Linked DNA regions of Homo sapiens: region 2 is linked to region 1. Evidence: chromatin contacts called from ENCODE Hi-C or POLR2A ChIA-PET data. All regions are on one chromosome and are shown on one strand. Each heading gives the region's core, a stretch centred on a gene start or an enhancer-like site at or near the end of the contact. The rest is flanking DNA. Distances are from core to core; before and after follow the strand shown. Region 1 holds the start of NPEPL1 (aminopeptidase like 1). Region 2 overlaps VAPB (VAMP associated protein B and C).

The links. A loop is a pair of places that touch in the nucleus more often than their neighbours do. ChIA-PET counts read pairs that join two places held with the same protein, here RNA polymerase II (POLR2A). Pooled maps may share reads with other maps.
Region 2: a pooled map shows a loop between it and region 1 (2.7-fold over the local background). The contact joins the enhancer-like site here to the promoter of NPEPL1 in region 1. A Hi-C loop is called at or near these places in 1 of 37 single-sample maps with no recorded cell type and 4 of 50 pooled maps. POLR2A ChIA-PET finds 5 or more read pairs at or near these places in 3 of 52 experiments (K562, WTC11 and naive thymus-derived CD4-positive, alpha-beta T cell).

What each region holds. Positions count from the first base shown.
Region 1 is chr20:58,689,923-58,695,356 of GRCh38, reverse strand. It overlaps NPEPL1 (aminopeptidase like 1), which reads right to left and starts at 2,557. Exons shown (of 12, transcript NM_024663.4): 1 at 2,307-2,557; 2 at 1,435-1,620; 3 at 765-935. The coding sequence starts at 2,456. STX16-NPEPL1 (STX16-NPEPL1 readthrough (NMD candidate)) reads right to left here. Exons shown (of 23, transcript NR_037945.1): 9 at 4,130-4,323; 10 at 3,795-3,952; 11 at 3,577-3,633; 12 at 1,435-1,620; 13 at 765-935. RefSeq lists enhancers at 371-978, 2,419-3,124 and silencers at 2,042-2,131, 2,152-2,231, 2,262-2,421, 2,432-2,921.
Region 2 is chr20:58,399,651-58,405,084 of GRCh38, reverse strand. The region is part of intron 1 of VAPB (VAMP associated protein B and C); the gene reads right to left. Among named protein-coding and RNA genes, the nearest start is that of VAPB, 13 kb to the right of the region's middle. Within about 2 kb of position 2,609, at least 2 of the 41 ENCODE cell types and tissues checked have a DNase peak (open chromatin) inside an H3K27ac peak, as active enhancers do.

The DNA of each region.
Region 1 (5,434 bases), core at 1,308-3,807:
TGCAGCAACACACATGCACACACACCACACACACACCACTCATGCACACACTAGCACTCATACACACACAGCAACACACACAACACACACACACACCACTCATGCACACACCAGCACTCATACACACAGCAACACATGCTGCTCATGCACACACCAGTACTCACACACAACAACACACACCACACATGCACACACCACACATGCACACCACACACACACACCACTCATGCACACACCAGCAAACACACACACACAGCAACACATACCACACGTACACCACACACACCACTCATGCACACACCAGCAAACATACACAGCAACACATACCACACACACACACACATCACACATGCACACACACACCCCCCACACATACAACACATGCACATACACTCATACACGCACAGCAACACACATGTGCACGCACATACACACACACGTGCATACATCACACACGTGCACACGGAGCTCACATAAACGGGCAGGGTTATTTGGAAAACAGCATGGACGTTCCTGGCACTGATTACGTGCTCAACAAACACTGCCTGTATACAACAGAATCCTGAAGTCACAGACCACGCTGAGGCAGAGGCAGGGGGCCTGGGTTTGGAAAAGCCTCTGCCGCTTCCCAGGAACCAAAGCTCCTGGGAAGGGCAGGAACCCCCTCCTGCCCCCGCAACAAGCTTTTCCCTCTCCCGACCTCCCTCCCACCTGCCCGATCTTGCCCGGGCCCAGGGGCAGTGTCTGCCCTTCCAGACACCCACCTGCAATGTGGACACCTCCACCGGCCCGTTGTCTTGTCCCACCAGGAAAAACTCCACGGTGACCGTCTTCTTCTCCAAGCGCCGAGAGGCACCTGAGCGGTGGGTGAACAGCGGGAAGGCCCGGGCCAGGGCACAGGCGGAAGCAAAGACCTCCGGCTGCTCGCAGACCATCTGTGGCACATAGGGAGACGGCGTGAGGGGTGCAAGGGCCGCCACCAGGGAGTGCAGGGAGCTGCTCTTTGAACGCCTCCGGAACATCAGCTCCCTGGCAGGTGACATCTAGACAGAGATGTCCCACAGCAGCCGCCACCCCATCCCTCAGGTCATCCCCGGAACCATGGGACCACCATTGGTCATGCTCCAAGAGAAATAACACATTGGCCACCAGATGTCAACAGCCTGACCAGCCATGAAAATGAGGGACAGAGGGACAGACACAAAGTGGGCCTCAGGAAATCTAGGTTTGAGTCTCTGATTTGCCACCAAAACTGATCTGGGGCAAATCCCCGCGTCTCTCTGGACCTGTTTCCCTGTCTACAGAGCAGGGATGATAACGTCCACAGCCCTCTGGGCGTGCGCTGCAGTCTGAGCAGGGCTGTGAGCTCCCCAGGCCCGAGCTCACCGCTGCCCGACTAGGAGCACCGTGGCTGCCTCCTCTCGAAGCACTCACCACAATGCAGCGATGCGCTCCGGGCGGCAGGCAGGTCCGCACCAGCCGCGTGATGAAGTGGGCGGCCGAGGGGCTGTTGTGCCGGCTCACCCTGCAGGGCAGGGCAGCCACGGTGGCGTAGTTCAGGTAGAGGGGACAGCTGTCCGTGGGGTTGGGGTTGAGCGTGCTCAGGGCAGCCTGCCAGAGCTAGATCAGAAGGGAGAGACAAGACACAGAGGCTTCAAACAGCGGCCACGTGCCAGGAGGCCCTGCCCTGCAGCCACGGCCACAACCACTCCTGCAGTCCTGGAAGGGCACTGCGCAGCTCCCGGCCACCGTTTTCCCATCCTTAGGGAGATGTGTCGCCTCTCTGCAGAGCTAACTGTCTCTAGGCTGGCTCGCATCCCCCTGGTGGGATGAAGCCACCAAGCCTGGAAGGGCCAGGCTGGGGGCTGCTTTGCTTCCAACACTCGGATAGGGCTTAGGCGGCTTCCACCAGAGAGGGGGCAGGGGCCAGGTGTCCCCAAGGAAAGGCAGCTGGGGACACTGCCATGGGAACTTCTGGAAGCCAGGGCCTGTCGCCAGGCGGGGCCGACGCGCGGCCCTGGGAGCGGCCACGTCTCCCCCCCCGCCGTCCGCAGGTGTCGCGGCCTCGCGGGGCGCAGGGCTGGGCTGACAGGAGGACCACCGCGCCGCACCGGCGACGGGGCCTGGGGCTGGGCCTCCGCGGGCGAGGACTGGCCTGGCGGCTGAGCCCTTCAGGGAGGCGGCCCGGCCTCGTTGGGCCCGGCCCGGCGGCGGCGGGGGTGCGGCGGGCGAGGCGGGGCCTCCGCGGGCCGCCCGGGCCTGGGCTTCCGCGGCGCGGGTCGCATGGCGGCCGGCGGCCCGCTCACCTCCTCGGTGACCCGGGGCTGCAGCTTCCCGCGGACGTGGCTCCAGGGCACGCGGTGCAGGTGGTGCAGCTGCCCGAGCAGCAGCAGGGGCCGGCTCTGTGGGTCCGAGTCCCCCGCGCTCGCCTGGAACTGCAGCCCCACGTTCGCCATCTTCCTGCCGGCCCACGCCCCGGCCCTGCCCGGCCCGGCCCGGCCCGCCGCTCGGCCCCCTTCGCCCCGCTCCGGCCCGGCCTCGGCACCGCCCCGGCCCTGCCCGGCAGCCCGCGGGCCCCGCCTCCCCCGCCGCTCCGGGCTGCTCGCGAGACGTGCAGGGCCCGCCCGGGGCGCGAGGGGGCGCCGGCCAGGCCGGGCGGAAGGGTGCGGGCAGGCCCGGCCGGGCAGGCCCGAAGCCGGCCCCGAGCAGGCCCTGCCGAGTAGGGCCCGCGCGCCCGGCCTCCAGCGGCGCCGCCCCTGGGCCTAGCGGCCCTGCCCAACACGCGGGGCGACGTGGCCCGCCAGGCAGCGCCTCCCGGACGGGCCTGGCCTCCAGTGGGGCCTGGGCCGACGTAGGCCCAAGCCCACCCGACGCAGTTCCGCCCGGTCAGGCCTCAGGCTGGCCCCAAGCAGGTCCCCCGAGGTCCCTTAGCAGCTGCTTTTGATCCCCAGGGACCCCGCACCCTGGCCACCCATCAGTTAGGCCGGAGGGGCCCAGTGACTCTTGGACCTGAGTCAGGTCCTTTTGTCCCACTGCCTGGCATGGTGGGTACAGCGTGGACGGTCACTTCCTCCTCACTTAATCGGAGGTTCCCTGGCGTTTATCAGACCCCGCTCTGCCAGGCACTGCCCTGGATGTGAGAGGGTGACAGGGACGTGGCTTTCCATCCAGGGCACTGCTGCTGGGATGGCCAGTTACAAATCCAGGCACTGCCTGGCTGCATGGGGGGCCTTCCCGCCCACCCCTTTGCAAGAAGGGTCATCTGGCACAGTCTAAGCAGGAAAGGAGGGACGAGATGAGACGAGGAAGGAGCAGGGTGACCTGAGTCACCTCAGTCGCCTTACAGGGGAGGAAAGGCCATCGGGGGTGTGGGGCAGGAGCCGGGTGGTGGAGGAGCCAGGGGTGAGCCTTGAGTGGATGGTGGAGGCGGAGGGTCCCACCCACAGGGTCAGATGCAAGGGTCAGGGAATGACGATGCATTGGGGAAGCTCCACCCAGGAGTCATTTAAAAGCAAAAATCTGTTACCCAACATCCTGATTGCTCAAGGGCCTTTGGTTGGTACCCTCCTCTGTTACCTCCATGTAGTTCCATAAGCCACTCCTGTTATTTTGAGTTTCTTCTTCATAACCAGCCTAAAAATGAAAAAAAAAAAAAAAAAAAAAGAAAAGAAAAAAAGAAAAAAAAGCACTGTCAACTCCCTGGCGTGGTGTGAGAGGTTTTCCACCACTGACCTCCCAGCTGGCCCCCTAGCTCCCTAACTTGTAGCCCCGGGAGCCACAAGCCAGGCTTTCACCTTCCCTGTCCACAGGCTCCAGGTCTGTCTGCTCAGCTCTGAGCCATGGTCCCTGGCCCCTTGGAAACACCACAGACTAGAGCTTCAGCATCCTGAAGGCAGGTCTTTTTGACTTTTTGTTGTTTTTTTTTCCTCCAGTTCCTGGCACAGAGCAGGCACTCAAAAAAAAAAAAAAAAAAAAAAAAAAAAAAAAAAAAAGCTGTTGAATGACTGAAAGGCATTCCTTTGAAACCCTCAGCTTTCCCGACATAAAAGTCAACGCTAATTGGATCTTATTTTCTTCAAAAGATTTTACAGCAGCTGAATGTTTTCACACATTGGTAAAGGGTACTAACAGTGTGTATGAAGATCTCTCACTCTTTTTTCTGTTTGCAAATACGTTGCAGACAGGCACACGGCACTCCAGAGGACTGAGACAGCTGGAGGATCTTCCTAGAGGGTGAGAGACTAAGGCCATGCCCTGACAGATGTAATAGGACTTCCACAGGCGAAGAGATTGAGAAAGAAGGCCTTCCACGTGGGAGAAGTCCTGGGAGGAAACACAGACGCAGAATATGTCCAGCAGGCTCTGAAACCTGTGTGGTTAGAACAGAAGGTTCCTGGAAAATAGGAGTGGGTGAGGAGATCGACTGGGGAGCCTGGCTCACTCTATAGAATTTTGCAAACTGAAGAGGGATCCAAGAAGCATTTCAGAAAGCCAGATCTAGCAGGTTTGTGTACAAGGAGTTGGAAATGAGATAAACTGTTGGTGGAGAGGTCATTTTGGAGATGTTTTTCTTTTAGAATTCTTTCATATTTAAGAATAGACTGAATAACCCTGACAGTCCCCAGAAAGGATGAACAAAATGATTCAATTCAACCAACATTTGTTGAGCACTTAGTGTACACAAAGCAAGAGAAAACGTTAGATGCTTGTTAAAAGCAAATATTGGTGATTCTGGTTTTAAGCCACCCCCGAATTGAAGAAATCCAAACTAAACAGAACGCTAAGGAATTATTCCACTTCAAATGCCTGCCAATTTCCTCAAGATTCAGCTTGTGACAGATACAAATACATTCCAGGAAAGTACTTTCCCTTTTTCACTGCTGACTTTACAGACTTTAACATAAATAAGACAGGCAGCACTTTGTTTAGATAAATTTTTATGAAGGTATTAATCCATGGCTTACTATATATTTCACTGTCAATGAAAAATTCAACTCTATTTAATTTTCCTTAAAAAATGAAAGTTTAAAACAAATTACCAGATCTTTAATGCAACCCAAAAATCAACTTATGTTTTTGATGGCTTGAAACCTATTCCACATTCAATTGGATGTTCAGACTTTGCTCCAAAGTTGAAGAAAAGATTAAAAACTTCTGGGACAAATCAGAATAAAGCTCCTAGAACTTACTAGGATGTTTTTTGGTACAGTTCACATTCTAGGACACATTTCTGAAATCCTATCTTGTAAGATGGCTCTAGGTGTTTGAAATCTACATTTATATGTTAATTTCATGTCAGACTTCACCCCTATAAAACCTAATGCCTGCTTAGACTCAGCTGATTGCCACGAGGCTCTCAGATTCCATTATATCCGATACTTCAAAGAAACATTTCCTCGGTGCATCTGCTTCGTATTTTCTAGCATTTTCATTC
Region 2 (5,434 bases), core at 1,360-3,859, 290 kb after region 1:
TTGCATTGTTTTTAGTTGTTTTTTTCCCATTTATCACCTACTGCCTGACACCACATCATATATATTTTCTGTTTTTATTTAATGTACACCTTCTCCACTAGAAGATGAGCTCCACAAGGTAAAAGTTTTCTCATCTCGGCCTCTCAGCAATGCTTGGCACACTACAGGTACTCAATAAGTAACCCATGAAGAGAATGGTTCAGGTGCTGTGCTAGGCTCTCAAGCTAGAGAGAGAAACAGGGCACTGCAGCTCCCACCCAGAATACACAGAACAATCTTGGGGCCCATCCAGAATTAATGAATCAGAATCTCTAGGACTGAGACTCCATAATGATTTTTTCTTTTTAAAAAAATATCAAATGTGACGTTAGCTCATATTTAACAGTACCAATCTATTCTAAGCACTTTACATGTGTTAATTTGTATACTCCTAACATACCCCAGAGGGAGAAATTTGAGGCACAGAGAGGTTAAATGCATCACTGAAGGACACATGACTTTCAGATGGCAAATCTAGGGTTCACACTCTTAACTCCTGGGCAGTATACTACCTCTAACTGCATCGAACACTGTATGAAAGGTAATCTATAAAGCATCCTATCAAAAGGGGAGGGTGAGGAGCACAGGGAACTGATCACTGAGGCAAGCCCTGGAGTCTGAAAAGCAGATAACGCAAAGTACACTTTGAGCTGTAGGGAACTTGGGTGAAAGTACAGTGTGATAACGCTATAAGGGGCTTCTGGGGGCATCAAATGGCTGAAGAGGAAGGGGTACGAGAGGGGTGAAAGAAGCTGAGGCTGGAAAGATGCGGTGTGGCCTGACTCTGAAGAGTTTTGCTGCTGGCCTAAGAATTTGGGCCACGAACCTATCCGTAAGATCTAGAGAGCCAATGAATGTTTTTAAACCAAGAAATGATATCAAATTTCAATTTTTAGAAAAATATCTCTGGAAACTGTATAAAGTATAGTCCAAAGGGTGAGAGAAGCAGGCAGAAAAAATAGAGACAGAAAGTTGAGTCACGGTGCTACTACAATAGTCTGGAAGGGAAAGGACCTATACTTAGGATACGATAGAATACTAAGAAGCAAAAGGGCATAGGAGATGCTGCTGATTTAAATGGACTGAGTAGATGTGAAAGGTTACGGAAAATGGGGAGTGAAAGACAAGTTTAGGATTTCCAGCTTGCCAACTTGGTGCAAGGGCCATTCCCAAGATCCAGAAGCCACAGTCAGTGGGGATGAGAAGGTAAACGGTAAATACAGTGTGGAACATGCTGAGTTTGAGGTGTTCTCATGACAACCAGATAGACAGGGATGTCCAGCAGGCTGACAGATCAAAAGATTTGCTTGGAGATAGAGATTTGGAAGTTTTCTGTGCAGAAGTGGAAGATGAAGGCATTATTAATGAGACAACATACAGAGAATTGTTAAATTGAGAAGACTGAAGCCAGAACCTGAGAAACCTCAACATCCAGTAAAAGAGATGATAAAGAGGTGGACAGTTCATCAGAAAAGTCAAAGACAAGTATCACAGAGAGAAACCTGGGGGAACTAAGAAGGGTTTGAGTGAAGGGGTGAGGTCTGATGAAAGAAGAGTAAAGATACCAGAAACTGAGATTCACCGCTTCCCCAAAATTAGCTGTGATAGAAGACTGGGCATTTGCTTAAGCGGGGAAGATCTAGAAAACAAGATTTCTTTTTAGGAAGGGGCAACTTAAGCATGTTTGTAGGCACAAGGAAGGAATCAAGTACAAGAGAAAAGTGAGACAGCAGTAATAGGCTAACGATGCAAAATACTGTTAAGTGATGGGAAAGGAATGGGGTAAAAGAACACACACCTAAGAGGTAGTCCTGACTCTCTGAAATAGAAGAGGAGGAGAAGTAAAAACATAAGTTTCCACAAGAGAGAAAAGCAACCAGCATTTAGTGGAAAATCTTCAAATATTTTCTGAGCAAAATGCACTGTGTCTACATCGATCGGCTGTACATAACGGGCCCTGCCGACAGGCTTCATTACTCTTCACCACTGAAAGTCTTCTTTCTTCCCCCCTCTCTCCTTTCTCAGCTTTGTTTTTGTTTTTGAGATACAGTCTTGCTCTGTCACCCAGAGTGGAGTGCAGTGGCATAATTTTGACTCACTGCAGCTTCCACCTCCTGAGTTCAAGTGATTCTCATGCCTCAGCCTCCCGAGTAGCTGGGATTATGGGCATGCACCACCACACCAGGTTAATTTCTGTATTTTTAGTAGAGATGGGGTTTCGCCATATTGCCCAGGCTCATCTCAAATTCCTGGCCTCAACTGATTCGCTTGCCTCGGAGTCCCAAAATCCTTGGATTACAGGTGTGAGCCATTGCGCCTGGCATCTTTCTCAGCTTTCTCCTAAACACCAACCCTTCCTCGCCTATGCCTTAGACCCAGAGACCATGAACTCCCTGAGAAACTGCCATGCACCATGCACTGTGCTGTGCTAGGCACTGGGATGTGGGGAGAAGAGACACAATCTAAAAAAAAAAAAAAAAAAAGGGTGGGGGGGCTTGCTGACTAACAGCGAAAGGGAGTCACGTATCACGTTGCCAATGACAACATGCTGTGACATGTGTGGGAGCCAGAGGAACAGATACAATGTGAGTGAAGAATGTCAGGACAGTTACCTTGAAGAAGTGAAGCCTGTGCTGAGCCTCAAAGGTAAGCAGGGGGACGCAGTGAAACAAACAAGAGGAAAAGGAATCAACTAATTTTTAGTGGTGGAAACAGCTAAAAACTGTTACTTTATGACTACATACAGGGTAAGTCATGATACATAGTATGCCAAAGCCCCATGGCCAAGGAGAACTAAAAGGCTGAAACACAAGCATGAGGAAAGACGATGCTGGAAAGATGGGCAGGGCAATGTGGGGGGAGTGCAACAAGTATCGATAATTTTCCAGGTTTTGTTAAAGAATTTAAACTTTATTTTTGGCAACAGGAAGACATTTAATGATTGTAAGCAAGCAAGAGATATGCTCAGATTTGCATCTTTGCAAACCATCTTTGAAAACCACATCAGGGTGGAAAGAAAGAGAAGACTCGGACAAGAAGACCAGTTAAGAGGCTATTACAGTTGCGGGAGAAAATGGGGCAGCCATAGAGGGAATGGGGAAGAAGGGACAGAACTGAGTCATAGACTCTCTGAGTTGGTCAAATGCATGAATGTAGGTACCATCCAATGAGACAGTAAGAAGGGGAGGTTTGGAGGAAAAAATGAAAAGGTGGTATAGAGTTCAGCTTGGGTCATGCTGCATTTAACGTATTGCAGCCTTTTATATGGGCTTGGGTCAGGCCTGGGTTCATACATAAGTGACGTTAGAAGCGAAGGGTACTGGTAAAAGAGTTCCGCAAAGGGGAGAAGGGAAGACACAGAGAGAGCAAATCTGAGAGAAACAGGGAAAGGAGAAGAGGGGGAGAAGGTGAACCTGTAACCCTGAGCATTACCAACCGGACTGCATGATGAGTGGGCAAAACTGGCCACATGGGCGGAAGAAAAGCAGAGAGAGCAATGAGAGAGGTCAAGAGAAGAGTGTCAATGAGCAGGATGACAACAGGGGTCAAATGGTAGTGAAGACTGAACATGCAATGGGAGATGTAGTGATGAAGCAATGATTGAGCTCCCGGGCAGTGACTAGAAGTGAAGAACAGAAAGAAAAAAGACAGGAAACTATGTTTTCCAGAAGCTTACCATGATAAGAAGGAAAGTGAAAGGAGTAGCTAGACAGGGTAAAAAGGACTGACAACACAGTTTTTCTTCTTTAAAGGTGGAAGGGACAATACTCAAATGTTTAATGAAAATGACTAATGGCCAAGCACTATTCTCAGTGAGTGCTAGGTATGTAAAGAAAGAAAAAGAAACAATCTTGCTTTGGAAGAGAAAGGCAACAAAAGCATTCATTTTAAAAATAATAATAAATAAAAAGATACAAATGAGCCGACCAAGTGGTCTCTGGATTTCTCTAGATGACTGCTCATGCTTCTTCCACCTTTTCTCTGAGCGAGGTTAGAGGTGAACTATGCACTAAGATGGGATCCTCCTGCCCGCAAATTACATGAAAAGTTTTGATTGTGTGCATCTGCACATTCTCTCAAGAGTAAGCCATGGCTCTCCTTCATCCAATTAGTAAAGCACTGCCTGACTTTACAAAGGTCAGAAGCACAAATTTAGATTTTCAGAGGAGTCCATCAGGATATATTTACATGCCAACAAATCAATTCAACCAACAGATTGAGAATTCAAATAAGCCTCCACAAGGACAAACCTCTGGTTTTTCAGCAAATTTCTCTTTTTATTCTTGTGTATGCTTCTGTTTCAAATGATCATAGCAAACACTGAAAAGATGACCAAATCCAGGGTTGTATCCTTCTTTGGGGTACTCGGAAAAGAAAACAAGAAGAAGAAGAGAATGTAGTCTATGTAGTCTACTCAGAAATACTAAAACAAAAACCTATAGGAGCTTACATTCTAGCAGTGAAAGCCAAGCAATAAATAAGTAAATGAAGCACATAAAGAATAAAACAAAACGTGAAAGTGACATACAATTCGTACAATAAGAGGTGATATAGAAAAAACTGGATCAGAGTCCAAGAATACTCAGGAAAGGTTAATACAAGTAGTGAGCTTTCAAACAGTAACAAGAGGTTTCATTAATTAAATATTCAGGAGCCCATAGGAACAAAGTACCAGTAGGTGCTGTGGGAAATACAAGCTGGTTCCTGTCCTCAAGGGGCTTTCTATCTCTCTTCTTCAGCTAAAATAAACTTAAGTTCTCAAGCTTAGAGCTGGAAGGACCACCTAGAGGTACTGAGTTCAAGCCTCCTTACATCGCAGAGGAGGAAACCAAAGCTAAGGAGGTTAGCCCAAGTGCCTCTAGGTGACAGCAATGCTAGGAACCACAGATTCGCTTTGTAATGCAAAGCACACAGGCTTGGGAGGCTGTAAGACCCGGGTACAAATTCACATTCTGTAAAGTCTTCGCAAAGGCCTTCTGCAAAGGCCTCTCATCTCTAAAATGGAGATGGCCATAACACTGATTTCTCGAGTACGTACCTTTCCATTTCTTCCATTTTTCTACTATATTGTAAATGCTGAGTGATGGAACTAAAAGACTAAAATAGTACCCAGTTAACCCAGAAATGCATAGTTTGCACGACAGGTATTGAGGACATGAAAGACTTGGAGCAGAGAGTGGGGTGGTGGAAGGGAAGGTACAGTTGATAGTATTAGCACAGAATTTTCAACACTAATAAACAAATAGCTCACAATAAGAAGTGATCAAGTTAGGACAGAAGTTCTTAGGGGGAAACACAGAATTCATAGAAGGATTTTTTTTTTTTTTTTTTTGAGACGGTCTCACTCTCAGCCCAGGCTGGAGTGCAGAGGCACAATCTCAGCTAGCTGCAACCT